Regions from separate parts of the Homo sapiens genome. Here region 1 is linked to region 2. A link is an interaction called in ENCODE POLR2A ChIA-PET data of the cell type or tissue named here. Cell type or tissue: PC-9. All regions are shown on one strand. Links, peaks and the distances in the headings refer to the core of each region. The heading gives the core; the rest is flanking DNA. Region 1 overlaps AKT3 (AKT serine/threonine kinase 3). Region 2 overlaps LINC02774 (long intergenic non-protein coding RNA 2774).

Region 1 (2,925 bases), core at 278-2,777, 350 kb before region 2:
ATGTTTGTCAGAAGTCATCTAATCATATACTTAAAATGAGTTCATTTCATTATATGTAAATTATACTTAAGTTGACTAAAAAATGAAAACAACCTAAACGTTCAATGATTTGGGAAGGTTTTAATAAGTTAAAGTGTATCTACATAATTAGTAGGCAACAAGTAACATATTTTAAAATGATAAAATTGAAAATATGTGTACAGTATAAACAGTGGAAAATATATTAACACGGTATTAGCAATTATTTCTAGATGGTAAGATTTAGAGTGGTTTTTATCTTCTGTTTCATACCTCAAAAAATACTTGTAATTATTTAATATCCATTCCCCAGAATACTATGCATTTTTGTTTTGTTTTGTTTTGTTTTGGTGACAGGGTCTCACTCTGTTGCCAAGGCTGAAGTGCAGTCGCATGATGGCTCACTGCAGCCTCAACCTCTTGGGCTCACTCAATCTTCCCACTTCAGTCTCTCGAGTAGCTGGGAGCACAGGCACTGGCTACCACACCTGGCTAATTTTTAACTATTTTGGTAGATACAGGGTCTCCCTATGTTGCTCAGGCTGGTCTTGAACTCTTGGGTTCAAGTGATCCTCCTGCCTTGGCCTCCCAAAGTGCTGGGCATGAGCCACTGGGCCTGGCCTATGCCCTTCTTAAATGCAGAGACCATCTGTCTTGCTCATGTAGTATACTAAGCACATAGTACAGTGCCTGCCTTGAAGAAAGCAGCATTCAATAAGAACTTTTTTGACAGAATTAAAATAATTTTTTTGGCTTTTTGAAGTTCTCTGTAATGAATGTACATTATCACTTTTGCAATAGAAAAAAATTATTCAAAGGTTTCAAATAAATGTACTAATAATTAATGTACTGATTTATGCTTATTATAAATTTAATGCTCTATTTTTTTCTTGGCAAAGGCATAGGAAAATGAGAAAATTATGACAGTACACCATATCTTTGCATCTTCAGCACCATGCCTAGTATATGACACATATTATATTCTTCATAAATATGTATTGCAAAAAATAAAATTAAATTCAGAAATACCTCTCAAAAAATTATAAGAAAAATCATCCTTAAGGTTTTTGAGGTAAAATATTTTCATTGGAAGTATTAAAAATCATATATAATAGTTGAATAATCTTATCTTTGTTCAAAAAGGAAAGTGAATTATTTGCTGCTAAAATAGGGAGCTTATCTTTATCAAGTTAAGTTCCTTTATAAAGGCAAAGACTACATAGTTTTTTTTTATTGTTAAGCTTAGCCATGCTATAGGAATACAGTAATGTAAAATGCATTAACTCAAACTACTAAATATACAAGCATATTTCATCATTCTATTAGGAAGAAATTTTCTCCATAACTCTCTCTCATAATAGCCTAACAGGAACTGCACTAGAGTGTAGCTGTACTCCCACGGTTTAGTAAGTGAACAGGTATTCAGCCCATCCTTGCAAAAAGATGACTGCATCTACAGCCGTGCCCTAAAGTCTCATGCTCAACAGGCTTCTCTCATCAGAGCACAGGAAGTTCCTTCCCACATACCCTTCAAATGTCAACCTAACACTACTTCCTCAAAGAGATAACTAAATTTATAGTAGGTTCTCCATCATTCTCTCTCATACTACAGCACTCTGTTGCCATTATATTTATTGGGTTTATTTTGTTTTATTATTTTATAATATGCATCTCCTTCTAGAAATCATGACTGTTTTATTCATCCTAGCGAACGCAGTAAGCATTTAATACATACTTTTGATTGAATGAGCTAATCTTATTTGGGGAACATACCTGTTCTTGAAGATTTAGTTCAAATGCACCTTTCCTCCTAAAATCTCCTGTATAGGAGAACATTTGTGGGGATGTTATTTTTATCGTGGTGATGATTTCATGGGTCAAAAGTTATCAGATTGTACACTTTAAATATGTACAAATTATTTATAATTTGTTATTAACTCAGCAAAACTGTTTTAAAGAAAGGGAAACATCTTAAGACAAAATGCAGATTTTCTCACACAAATAAAAGCTAACAAAAGTTACGGCTATCAGACCTGCACTACAAAAACAAATGCTAAAGGAAGTTTTTATGCAAAAGGAAAATGTAATAGATGAAAATGTATACCAACACAAAGGAAAAGAGAACACTTAAAATGACTACTTTATGAATATAAAACATTTTTTCTATTAAAAATTATTTTAAAGATAATTGCTTAAGGCAAAAACAGTGTATTGTAAAGGTTAAAAAATACATGGAAGTAAAATGTCTGAGAACAACTGCACAAAAGACAGAAGGCAGGGAAACAGATGTATGCCTTTTAAGGTTCAGATAGAAGGTAAGAAAATAGACGTATGCTGTTATAAGGTTCTTACAGTACAGGTAAAGTGACACAGCATATTGTTTGAAAGTCTACCGTGATGAGAAAAGATACATATTCTAAACCCTAAAGCTACCACCATAAGAACAAAGAAGCAGAGCTAATCAAACTAAGATTATTTAAACTCATCAAATTACTAATAGAAATTCTTCAACTTTTAATAAAGAGCATCTACGAAAAATCTACAGCTAACAACATGGTTAATGGTGACAGTATGAATGCTTCTGCCCTAAAATTAGGTATAAAGCAAGGATATTTGCTCTTATCCTGCTCTTTAACACTGTTCTAAACATCCTGGATAGTTTAATAAGGCAAGGAAATGTACACATATTAGAAAATAGCAGTAAAACTGTCTTTGTTCTCACCTGACATGATCATCTACATAGAGAAATCCAATATATTTACAATAAAAGACTACTAAAACTAATATTAGTATGGCTAATAAGTAAACATCAACTGTATGTCTATATATTAGCAAGAATCAACTACAAATTGAAATTTTTAATAATGACTGATAAACCATTTATAACTTAAAAACATAAAATAATTA
Region 2 (2,925 bases), core at 300-2,799:
AAAAGGGACTGTCCAGGCAGGGTTTGGCCCACAGAAAGTGAAATGCTGCAAATTGCTTTAAAAACTTGTTACTGTGGAGATCTGAATTGAAGGGTGATAGAGCAATTTGGTGTTGCTGAAAGAGATGATCAAGAAAAAGCATAACATCTATGGTGATTATTTTCAAAGCAGCATGGAGTGTGTCTTTGCTAATTTAGATCACATATCTGGTCTTAGTATCAATGATCAGTGCTTAGTTATGTGAGGCACCTACTGAATTTCTTGTGATCGATCCTAGGACAGTTACAGGTTGCAAATATCTATATAACCTTTGTTTCCTGACTCTATGTGCCATGTTTCTGCAATGGGAATCTTAGATGTTTAAAATGACTGATAGGATATGGAGGTGCTAAAAGCATTACTGCCAATTCCTAATCTTTGGGGGCTCAAAGAATTCTTTTTACTTCCGCTTGCATGTCTGCACAGTGATCCCCACAACTGCCACCCTATCGGGGTTCTGTCTCTGTACGTCTTCATCAGTCCTATTAGCATGTTTTACTCACATGTTAAAAGTTCAAAATAAAATTTAATAATGCTAATAACATTTTCAAATTTGTGGATTTTTAAAATTATTTAGAATGCATTTTAAAATTATGGTAAAATACCTCTCTGCTTCACATAACTTTGAAACTGTTTTTTTCTTAAAATTTGCAGCCTCCAGGATTTGTAAAAAATAAAATTTTTTATGTCTTTTGTGACAAAGAACAAAGGCTAAAAACCTGCAGTTCCCTTCTATTGTGGGTTGAAATGTGTCCCCCCAAAAAGATTTAAGTCCTAACCCCTGATACCTGTGAATGTGACCTTATTTTAAAACAGGATCTTTGAAAGTTAAATAAAGTTAAAATGAGGTTGTCTTGGATTAAGGTAGGCACTAATCCAATGACTGGTGTTCTTATAAGAAGAAGGCAATTTGGACATAGGGACACAGACACACAAGGCCACAAACCAAGGAATGCCAAAGATTGCGGGCAATCACCAGAAGCTAGGATGGCAAGGAAGTCTCCTCCCCTGGAGCCTTTGGAACAAGCGTGGCCCAGCAGACACCTGCAGGTTATGAATTAGGACTTTAATCTTCCAGAATTGTGAGAGGTTAAATATCTGGTGTGTGAGGTTTTTTGTTTTTTTTTTGTTTTTGTTTTTGTTTTTGTTTTGTTTTGTTTTTGAGATGGAGTCTCATTCTGTTGCCCAGGCTGGAGTGCAACGGCTGATCTCAGCTCACTGCAACCTCCACCTCCAGGGTTCAAGCGATTCTCCTGCCTCAGCCTCCCGAGTAGCTGGGATTACAGGCACGTGCAACCATGCACAGCTAATTTTTGTATTTTTAGTAGAGACGGGGTTTCACTATGTTGGCTAGGCTGCTCTTGAACTCCTGACCTCACGATCCACCTGCCTTGGCCTCCCAAAGTGCTGGGATTACAGGCGTGAGCCATGGCGCCCAGCCAAATATCTTTTGTTTTAAACCACTCAGTTAGTGGCACATTTATTGTGGCAGACCTAGGAAACAAACACACTTTCCTTCCCCTAAATTCACCTATTAGATATTGGGTCCCTAATACAGTGTTTACCTTTTGAAGGGTTTGTGAACACCCGTGCTTATTTCTGAGCTAGGCATGTTGGATCTTACAAATGACTTCTTGTCTTGTGGGACACACAGAATCCCAGAGGAATGCTAGCGGCCAAGAGCCAAAGTCTCAGTTTACTGGGCCCTAGTGAAACAGCCCGAGGGATGAGTCAGGGAGGATTGCAATGCTGTTTGTTACCCAAGTTGAGAACTTAGGCTCACAATAGTGCTCCTGTACTGTTAATAACTGGGGAATTTCCATTACAAGGTATCTGATCATCTTGGGATACCAATGAAGGATTTGAGTTCAATTAAGTGATGACAACACAGGCTGCCTTGTTTATCTTCAAGAAATGTAGCCCCTTGTTTTGACCATGGTTTAATGGGTTCCATAAAGAAGGTGGTGGCATTTGATATGATTTTATTGTTTTATAATTTGTGATTTGCAAGTTTCAGTAGTCAGGAGATTTCTTTTGCCTCCCCTTCTCCCTGCAAGAGCCTTCCCCGCAATCCGGATAGGCTGTCTCATGATGCCTGGTGGTATCTTGTCTCATCATTGAAATAATTCATATGTTTTGCCTAAGATCTAGATGACAACCACATTTTATTTATTTTATTTTATTTTGCCAAAATAGCCATTATCAAACCAGATAAACATACCGGCCATAAAACAGCAATGAATAATCTTATAGCAGGTGATAAGAAAATAAACTCCTCTGTACAGTTTGATCTTTTTATATAGGAGATTCCTAAGCATTATATAGTTATTTAAGTCTCAGTCTTGTACTCAGATGCTTCTTTAAAAAAAATTCCAGAATGAATTTGGAGAGTATAGGCTGGGATGGAAGGGATACCTCCAAAACTCAGAACATCAAGTTGAATCGTAGGAAGATGCAGGCTTTCTCCCAGACCCACAGAACAGGGGCCACTCTGTGACTAACTATGCTAAATAAATATTCAGTAGCCCAGCTAGAGAGACCATGTGTCCACAGAAAGGATATGGTCAAAACAGAAAATAGGGTTCGAAGAAGCAGAATTTGTTCCTGGGAAAAACACTGATTACTTTTTTTGTTTTGTTTTGTTTTCCCGCCCAGGCTGGAGTGCGGTGGCAAAATCTTCGCTTACTTCAGTCTTGACCTCCCAGGCTCAAGCAATCCTCCCGCCTCAGCCACCTGAGTAGCTGGGACCACAGGCATGCACCACCACGCCTGGCTAATTTTTGTATTTTTAGCAGAGATGGAGTTTCACCATGTTGCCCAGGCTGGTCTCTAACTCCTGAGCTCAAGTGACTCGCCCTCCTCGGCCTCCCAAAGTGCTGGGATTCC

The links. Peaks named below come from ENCODE experiments on the same cell type or tissue, not always from the same donor. Only the 100,000 strongest peaks of a DNase experiment are listed, where the experiment ranks them.
Region 1: POLR2A ChIA-PET joins it to region 2 with 7 read pairs; 1 of 35 experiments calls an interaction of 5 or more read pairs at or near these places.

The regions. Positions count from the first base shown.
Region 1 is chr1:243,597,154-243,600,078 of GRCh38, forward strand. The region is part of intron 8 of AKT3 (AKT serine/threonine kinase 3); the gene reads right to left. Among named protein-coding and RNA genes, the nearest start is that of AKT3-IT1, 200 kb to the right of the region's middle. In PC-9, for the core only: no CTCF peak of the experiment used is centred there; a DNase peak (open chromatin) is centred at 1,448; H3K27ac peaks cover 2,500 bases.
Region 2 is chr1:243,948,647-243,951,571 of GRCh38, forward strand. The region is part of intron 1 of LINC02774 (long intergenic non-protein coding RNA 2774); the gene reads left to right. Among named protein-coding and RNA genes, the nearest start is that of LINC02774, 33 kb to the left of the region's middle. In PC-9, for the core only: no CTCF peak of the experiment used is centred there; a DNase peak (open chromatin) is centred at 1,765; H3K27ac peaks cover 1,016 bases.